Linked DNA regions of Homo sapiens: region 2 is linked to region 1. Evidence: read pairs that join two places in POLR2A ChIA-PET (ENCODE). Cell type or tissue: HepG2. All regions are shown on one strand.

Evidence for each region. ChIA-PET counts read pairs that join two places held together with the same protein. Peaks named below come from ENCODE experiments on the same cell type or tissue, not always from the same donor. Only the 100,000 strongest peaks of a DNase experiment are listed, where the experiment ranks them.
Region 2: POLR2A ChIA-PET joins it to region 1 with 5 read pairs; 3 of 35 experiments call an interaction of 5 or more read pairs at or near these places.

Annotation. Positions count from the first base shown.
Region 1 is chr14:23,076,615-23,080,614 of GRCh38, forward strand. ACIN1 (apoptotic chromatin condensation inducer 1) reads right to left here. Exons shown (of 19, transcript NM_001386863.1): 6 at 2,933-4,000; 7 at 2,206-2,424; 8 at 1,537-1,652. It overlaps LOC124903288 (a long non-coding RNA gene), which reads left to right and starts at 1,652. Exons shown (of 2, transcript XR_007064077.1): 1 at 1,652-2,083; 2 at 2,846-4,000. RefSeq lists an enhancer at 1,778-2,977. In HepG2, a CTCF peak has its summit at 410 (motif pointing right); DNase peaks (open chromatin) are centred at 417 and 2,267.
Region 2 is chr14:23,208,623-23,212,622 of GRCh38, forward strand. All of the region lies in intron 1 of LOC105370406 (a long non-coding RNA gene), which reads right to left. It also overlaps a transcript of RNF212B not described here. Among named protein-coding and RNA genes, the nearest start is that of SLC7A8, 27 kb to the left of the region's middle. In HepG2, no CTCF peak of the experiment used is centred here; no DNase peak of the experiment used is centred here.

The DNA.
Region 1 (4,000 bases):
CTAGCAAAGAGCTTTTCAGAAAATCACTTTCTTCCCAAGGTGCATCGGAAGCAGTTCCTCAGGCCCAATTAGTAGCAGGCTGTCAATACCCACTTCAAAACTGCCATTTCACAAAGGACATGCTTTTGTAAAATGGAATGTAAAATGTACCTCCATGGAATTGGGAGGAGGGGGGCAGGTATTATGTCTGGTTGAGGGATATGGAAGAGAAAATGTCACCCCATTTCCTCATCGATGATGTAGCTGGGGAATCCTGAATACCTTCCAGAATCCGCTGAGTTTTCACTTTATGGTCCCAGAAGAAAAACCCTTTTCCAAAGGATAGCGTACCCATTCCAGAAGGGAAAAACCAAAAAATTTCAAAGGAAGTAGAGTGAACTTTTGGCTGCCAAACAAAAAATGTTAACAGCCACAAGATGGCAGCAGAGGTAAGACTGTCAGAATCGACAAGGATTATACCCCTCAGCAAGGGTATACCCCCAGGTAAAAGCTATATAGTAAGGTCTATAAAACTATCATTAAAGTCACAGGCAAATGAGATAAATCATGTCACCTGCCCACTACCCTCCAAAAGTCAGAGTTAAAGTACAGTTTGAAGCTCTCAGAAGAGTATAAATTATTAGACAATTACATATAGGGGAAATCATACTGGTAGCATTAGTGTTAATATGGCATAAAAACAAGTATAGAATAACTTTAGGCTAACAGTCTACACAGGACATTCTACAAAGCAGTTCAGGGTTCCTGATGTCTAAAAGCTACGCAATCTTATTCCCATAAGGCTTCATTTTTTCATTTCCCAGGAGACTTTGAAGCCAGGAATTCTGGCTCATTGGCTTCTTAATTTATAATACCTATCTCAGAAGAATGAATGACATACCTATTTAATTCTAATTTAACCTGATATGAGTATTTCTCTAGGACTTAATATAAAGATTTTAAAAACTCACATTAATTGTATAAATTTTAAGTTCAATCAAATGGTCTTAAGGGCCCAGGAACAAACTTCTGACTTGAAAGGAACTTCATAATTTGCTGTACTGTATGCTGTAAGAACTAGGATATCCTAGCAGAACTAGGATAGCTTAATGACAGGTAGTAACTAGGGAACTAGGGAAAATGCACAAACTAAAAAATAGCACCCAGCTGTGCCTTTATTAAGACCCTCAATATCCTTTATTAAACTGGGTTCCTAGGTAAACATGAGTTAAAGATTAAGATGCCCGGAGTCAATTCCCTTACATGGTTTTGAGTGTGGAAGCAGAAGCTTCTATTGCCTAAATCTTAAAGGAGTTGACTATTTTGGCTGGATGATCCCAGGTGAGTTTTCCTTGTGCCCTGACGACCACTTTTCAGGTTACCTTAAAGGTGGCAGCTCCCAACATAGTAACTGAAGTCTAGCCTTTGTCCAGATAAAGCTCTGCCTTTATGTTTTAAAAGGAAACTAGGACTGCTTAGTCAAAGAACCCTAGGGAGCGAAGAACTATCGCACACTCATAGTTCCCTGTTATACCCCGGTCGAGATATATCACTTACACAGTGTGATGAATTCTTTCTGATTCTGGCAGATGAGAGGTCTGAGTCTCTGAGGTTTGGGGCTGTGTGGCAGCTGGTGGCTCTGCCTCTTCAGCTTCACACTTCTTTGGGCTCCCCTGTCAGGAGATAGCAAAAACGAACAGAGCAAAACATTTAGATCTGCTTGGTTCCTTTTCTTCTACCTGGAGCCTGAAAAAGGCAGGGCAGGACATACACAGTACCAGCTCCACACACGGCCCTCTGTATCTGTTATTTCATTTTAGAATAAGGAAAGGAACATGGCTTAAAAATAGGTACTTCAAGAATATTTATGCCAGTAATCATTTTATCAGAATTTTTAATTTTTTTCCTTTTCCTCAGTGATCCTTGTTCTGACAGAATTCTTTTTTGAGAGAACTGAGAAAAGGCTGACTTCCTTTTGGCAGATAAAAGGAGGAGTTATGAGGAAGAATTGACCCTGGGGGCCCTGGAGATAACCCTGCTGCTCAGCCTCATGTAGAACTTCTACGAACCAGGGAGCTGGAAATGAGTTAAGCAGGATTAACAGGTATCCACCACATTTCTACTGAACCTTGTCCAGACTTAACTTTTTAGTTTTATAGCAAAGACAAGAGGGAAGATCTTGCTTAATCCTCCATCTCTGTGTAGGGAGGGGTCACAATAGCCTACCCGCTCAGGCTGTAACCTCTGGGTCACATGCTTTTCAGCTGATTCAGGCTGACTCAGACGCCTTGCTTGGACAGAGGATGAGGAGGTGGAAGTCCTCTCCTTTGGCTCACAGACCTGCAGTTGTGGCACTGGTGGAGTTGCAACCTCCTGACCAGAAGAGGGATCTTTGGTTTCAGTATAGCTGGTGCTGCTGTCCCTGGAGACTCCAGGGCTCAGAGACTAAAACAAAATGAAACACATAACAAGGAAAATTATTGTATATGGTATATATTCAGTAGATTGCTGAGTTTTCCAGTTTCCATGGACCAAATTTTATACTCTGGACCTTTTTGTCTGTGTTTACTCCCATTTTGTCTGTGTTTATTCCCATTTAGTGGTCTCCTTGACCACTTATTTAACAAATTATTAAGTTTTAACTAGATGCTAGATCCTGGGACACACACGTAAAAGGGCATGCCCACATCCTCAAGAAGTTTCCATCTAGTGGAGGAGATGAGTACATAAATTCAACATTCTATCAAGGGACTCAAAATGAAAAAGAACCCCATTTCGGGAATCAGTTAATTGAAAATACGATTCTGAAATGAGGAGAAAGTAATCAGTGAAGGAGAGTAAAGGAGGCTTTTCCTATTCCTTTCAGAAATCATGACAGGCTCTCCAGGGGCTGAAATGAAAACCACTGGAATATGACAGAACATTAATACACCCGGGATTCTCTCATACTCACTTTTCTGCTGTTGCTTGATGCTGAACGAGAACGTGAACGTGACCTTGATCTGGACTCTGATGTTGATCTGGAGCCCATCTTGGGTCTACCACGAGGGTTGGCATGAGTACGTGCCTGGGCTACATCTCTCTGCTTGGATCTGAGCGGTGAATGAGACCGAGAACCTGAACTGTCAGGAGAGCGAGATCTTGATCTAGAACTGGAGGAGGAAGATGAGGAGGACCGGCTAGAGGATGAATCAGCTGACTGTTTCAATCTGTGGCTTGGGAGAAGGGTATGAGAAGCTCTTCTGCCTTCCTTCTGTTCCAAAGATGGCTGTTTCAGACATTCTTCAGTGATTCCTTTGGCCAGTGCTAATTCCTCAATTTTTAGAGGGAGGGGCTGAGCAGATCTGTCTGACTCAGGTTCAAGATCCTTCTGGGCTGAGTAGTCAGCCAGTGTGCTTTTCTGAACCAGAGGCAGGACACTCTCCTCTGGCACTTTCTCTGCTGGAGATTCTGCTTTGGTGTCTGAAGGACTTGACAAAGGAGACAGGCCTCCTACCAACTGGACAGTATGCTGAGATACTAATAGCTCCCTGGTGTCAGCATCTGTATTAGGAGGAGATAACTGAATGAGGACAGCGGGGGCTGGGCCTTCCATGGGCTCTATTTCTTCTTCGCTATGGAGCTGTGGATGAGGTGGTGGAGAAGATGCTTCCTTTGTTAGTAAAGGTGGAGGAGTCTCCTCCTCGCTGGCAGTTTGCTCTGGCAGCGCTACAAGTGAGGCCTTCTTTCGATCTTCAGTCAGTCGAGGAGGGGAAGGAGACTTCGATTTTTCCTTTAAGCCTTGTGAAGATTTTATTTCTCTTTCTTCCTCCTCAAGGGGAGATGTTGTTTTCATTTCCTTCTCCTGCTGCTGTCTGGCCAGATGACTTTTTCTAGCCTCTTCCTGGGATCTTGTAAATCTCCCTCCTCTCTCTAACACCTCCTGTTCCTGGGATCTTGTTTTGGGTCTCTCATCCATCATCTCCTCTGGTTTTACTCTAGGTATCTCTTCCCCTTCTTCCTTAAACTCTTTCAGGATTGG
Region 2 (4,000 bases), 130 kb after region 1:
GTTCTTGGATCTCACTCAAGAAAGAACTCAGGGTGAGTCTGCAGTGCAAAGTGAAAGCAAGTTTATTAAGAAAGTAAAGGAATAAAAGAATGGCTACTTCACAGACAGAGCAGTCCCAAGGGCTGCTGGTTGCCGTTTTTTTTTTTTTTTTTTTGAGACGGAGTCTCACTCTGTCGCCCAGGCTGGAGTGCAATGGCGCGATCTCAGGTCACTGCAAGCTCTGCCTCCCAGGTTCACGCCATTCTCCTGACTCAGCCCCCTGAGTAGTTGGGACTACAGGTGCCCGCCACTACGCCTGGCTAATTTTTTGTATTTTTAGTAGAGACGGGGTTTCATCGTGTTAGCCGGGATGGTCTCGATCTCCTGACCTCGTGATCCGCCCGCCTTGGCCTCCCAGAGTGCTGGGATTACAGGCGTGAGCCACCGTGCCCGGCCTGGTTGCCCATGTTTATGGTTATGTATTGATGATATGCTAAACAAGGGGTGGATTATTCATGCCTCCCCTTTTTAGACCATATAAGATAACTTCCTGACGTTGCCATGGCATTTGTAAACTGTCATGGTGCTGGTGGGAGTGTAGCAGTAAGGACGACCAGAGGTCACTCTCGTAGCCATTTTGGTTTTGGTGGGTTTTGGCCGGTTCCTTTACCGCAACCTGTTTTACCAGCAAGGTCTTTATGACCTGTATTTTGTGCTGACCTATCTCATCCTGTGACTTAGAATGCCTTAACCATCTGGGAATGCAGCTCAGTAGGTTTCAGCCTCATTTTACCCAGCTCCTATTTAAGATGGAGTTGCTCTGGTTCACACACCTCTGACAGTATTAGATTATAATCCAATGTATAAAATGTGTAAAAGTATCTAATATTAGATATCCAATGTATAAAATATACATGCCTCCATACTGATATAAACAAATGATTGACTAAAAGACTAAATGGTGGAGTGGAAACAAATCTTTACAGAATACTTTGACTTCCAAATTTTAAATAATATATGTAGATACTTTTTCTTGCAGGAGGTAATGCTTAACCACTTTGAGGGTAGGCTGGATTGAGGGACTCTCTTTCAAAGAATAGATGGAAAGGGAAAAATAGTAACTTTACAGTGGAGAAACCTGGCAACCACTCTCTTAAACAACAACTCAAAATTAATATCATCAGTTAGATATATGGATATCATGTACCCCTGATACAACATGATGACAGGGCACTTTGCCTCTGTGATTCTTTTAAAACATCTATGACTGGCCCAGTGAGGTGACTCAAACCTGTAATCACAGCACTTTGGGAGGCCGAGGTGGGCTGATCACTTGAAGCCAGGAGTTTGAGACCAGCCTGGCCAACATGATGAAACCCTGTCTCTGTTAAAAATACAAAAATTAGCTGGCATGATGTGTGTGCCTGTAATCCCAGCTACTGGGGAGGCTGAGGCAGGAAAATTGCTTGAACCTGGAAGGTGGAGGTTGCAGGGAGCCAAGATTGCACCACTGCACTCCGCCTGGGCAATAGAGTGAGACTGTCTCAAAACACGAACAAACAAAATAAACAAATACCCCTATGACTAAGTTGAATCATGATACAAGCATCAGACAAGCCCAAACTGAGGGACATTCTACAAAACACATGACCCATTTTCCTTAAAACCGTCAAGCTCATGAAACACAATGAAAGATTGAGAAACCGTCTCTGACCAGAGAATGCTAATGAGACATGACAATGAAACGCAGTGCGGTATATAGGCTTGGACTGTAGAACAGAGAAAGGATATTAGTAGGAAAATGAGATTTGAACAAAGTCTGGAGTTTAGTTAATTATAATGTGCCAATGTTGGTTTCTCAGTTTTGACAAATATCACATAGAAATGTAGGATGGGGTGGGCGTGGTGGCTCACGCCTATAATCCCAGAACTTTGGGAGGCTGAGGCGGGTGGATCACGAGGTCAGGAGTTTGAGACCAGTCTTGCCAACATAGTGAAACCCCGTCTCTACTAAAAATGCAAAAAATTAGCTGGGTGTGGTGGTGTGAGCCTGTAATCCCAGCTACTCAGGAGGCTGAGGCAGGAGAATTGCATGAGCCCAGGAGGTGGAGGTTGCAGTGAGCCAGGATCACGCCATTGCCCTCCAGTCCAGGTGACAGTGTGAGACTCTGTCTCAAAAAAAAAAAAAAAAAAAGAAATGTAGGATGATAACATTAGGGAAAACTGAAACTGGGTGAAGGATATCCAGGAACTCTCTGTACTACCTTTGCAAACTTTCCTGTAAATCTAAAATTATTCCAAAATAAAAAGCTATTTTACAAAAAGATAATGAATAAGATAATGTTATAAACAGTGTTAAAGCAACAAATTCACTTTGGGAGGCCAAGGTGGACAGATCACGAGGTCAGGACTTCGAGACCAGACTGGCCAACATAGTGAAACCCCGTCTCTACTGAAAATAAAAAAATTAGCTGGTCGTGATGGCGTACGCCTGTAATCCCAGCTACCTGGGAGGCTGAGGCAGGAGAATTGCTTGAATCTGGGAGGTGAAAGTTGTGGTGAGCTGAGATTGCACCACTGCCCTCCAGCCTGGGCAACAGAGTGAGACTCTGTCTCAAAAAAAAAAAGAAAGAAAAAGCAACAAATTGAACAACTTAGATAAAAATGGACGAACTCCTTGAAAGACATAAACTACTAAAACACAGGCAAGATGAATAGATAACCTAAATATCTCTATACCTATTAATATAATTGAATTTGTAGCTAAAAATCTTCCCACAAAGAAAACTCCAGGCTTAGATGGCTTCACTGGTAAGTTCTACCAAACATTTAAGAAAAAAATAATGCCAATTCTACACAAATACTCCCCAAAAGTTAAAGAGAAAGGAATAGTTCCCCAATGATTCTTAGAGGTCAGCATTATTCAGATACCAAAATCATACAAAGATCGTACCAGAAAACTAAAGACCAGTTCCTCTCACGAACATAAATGCAGCAAATAAAATCAAACAATGCATAAAAAGGATAATACGTCATGAACAAATTTATCCCAGGAACACATAATTGATTTAACATTCAAAAACAATGTAATTCACCATAGAGACACACTTAAAAAATAAAAATTAGTATTATTATTTTTGAGACAGAGTCTCCCACTGTCACCCAAGCTGGAGTGCAGTGGTGCAAACTTGGCTCACTGAAACCTCTGCCTCCAGGATTCAAGCATTTCTCTCGCCTCAGTCTCCCAAGTAGCGAGGACTACAGGCACATGCCACCATACCTGGCTAATTTTTTTGTACTATTTTTAGTAGAGACAGGGTTTTGCCATGTTGGCCAGGCTGGTCTTGAAGTCCTGACCTCAAGTTATCTGCCCTCCTCAGCCTCCCAAAGTGCTGGGATTACAGGCATGAGCCACCGTGCCTGACCAAAAAAGAAAAATTATATTAACAGATACAGCAAAAGCATTTAACACAATCCAATATCCAATCCTGACTTTAAAAAAATCTCAACAAATTAGAAATAGAAGGGAACATCCTTGAAAGGGCACTTAGGAGAAAATTGTAGCCAGCCTTATACATAATGGTGAAATACTGAATGCTTTTTCCCTATGATCAAGACTAACACAAGGATGTCTGCCTTCACCACTTCTCTTCAACATTATGCCGATGGCTATGGCCACTGCAGTTAGGCAAGAAAAAATAAAGGTATACAAACTGGAAAGGAAGAAGGAAAACTGTTTTTCTTTTTTTGAGCTCTACTGCTTAAGAAGTAAAACTTAAAAGTGTTTTTACTCACAGACGGCATGATTATCTATCTAGAAAATCAAATGGAATCTGTGAAAAAGCTCTATAATAATGGGGTTTGAAAAGTTTGTAGAATACAAGATCAATAACAGAAAAATCAGTTGTACTTCTACACAATAAGCAATCAGAAATTTAAACTTTATTTTTTATTTTTAAATTTTATTTTATTTTATTTATTTATTTATTTTTGAGACAGAGTCTCGCTCTGTCGCCCAGGC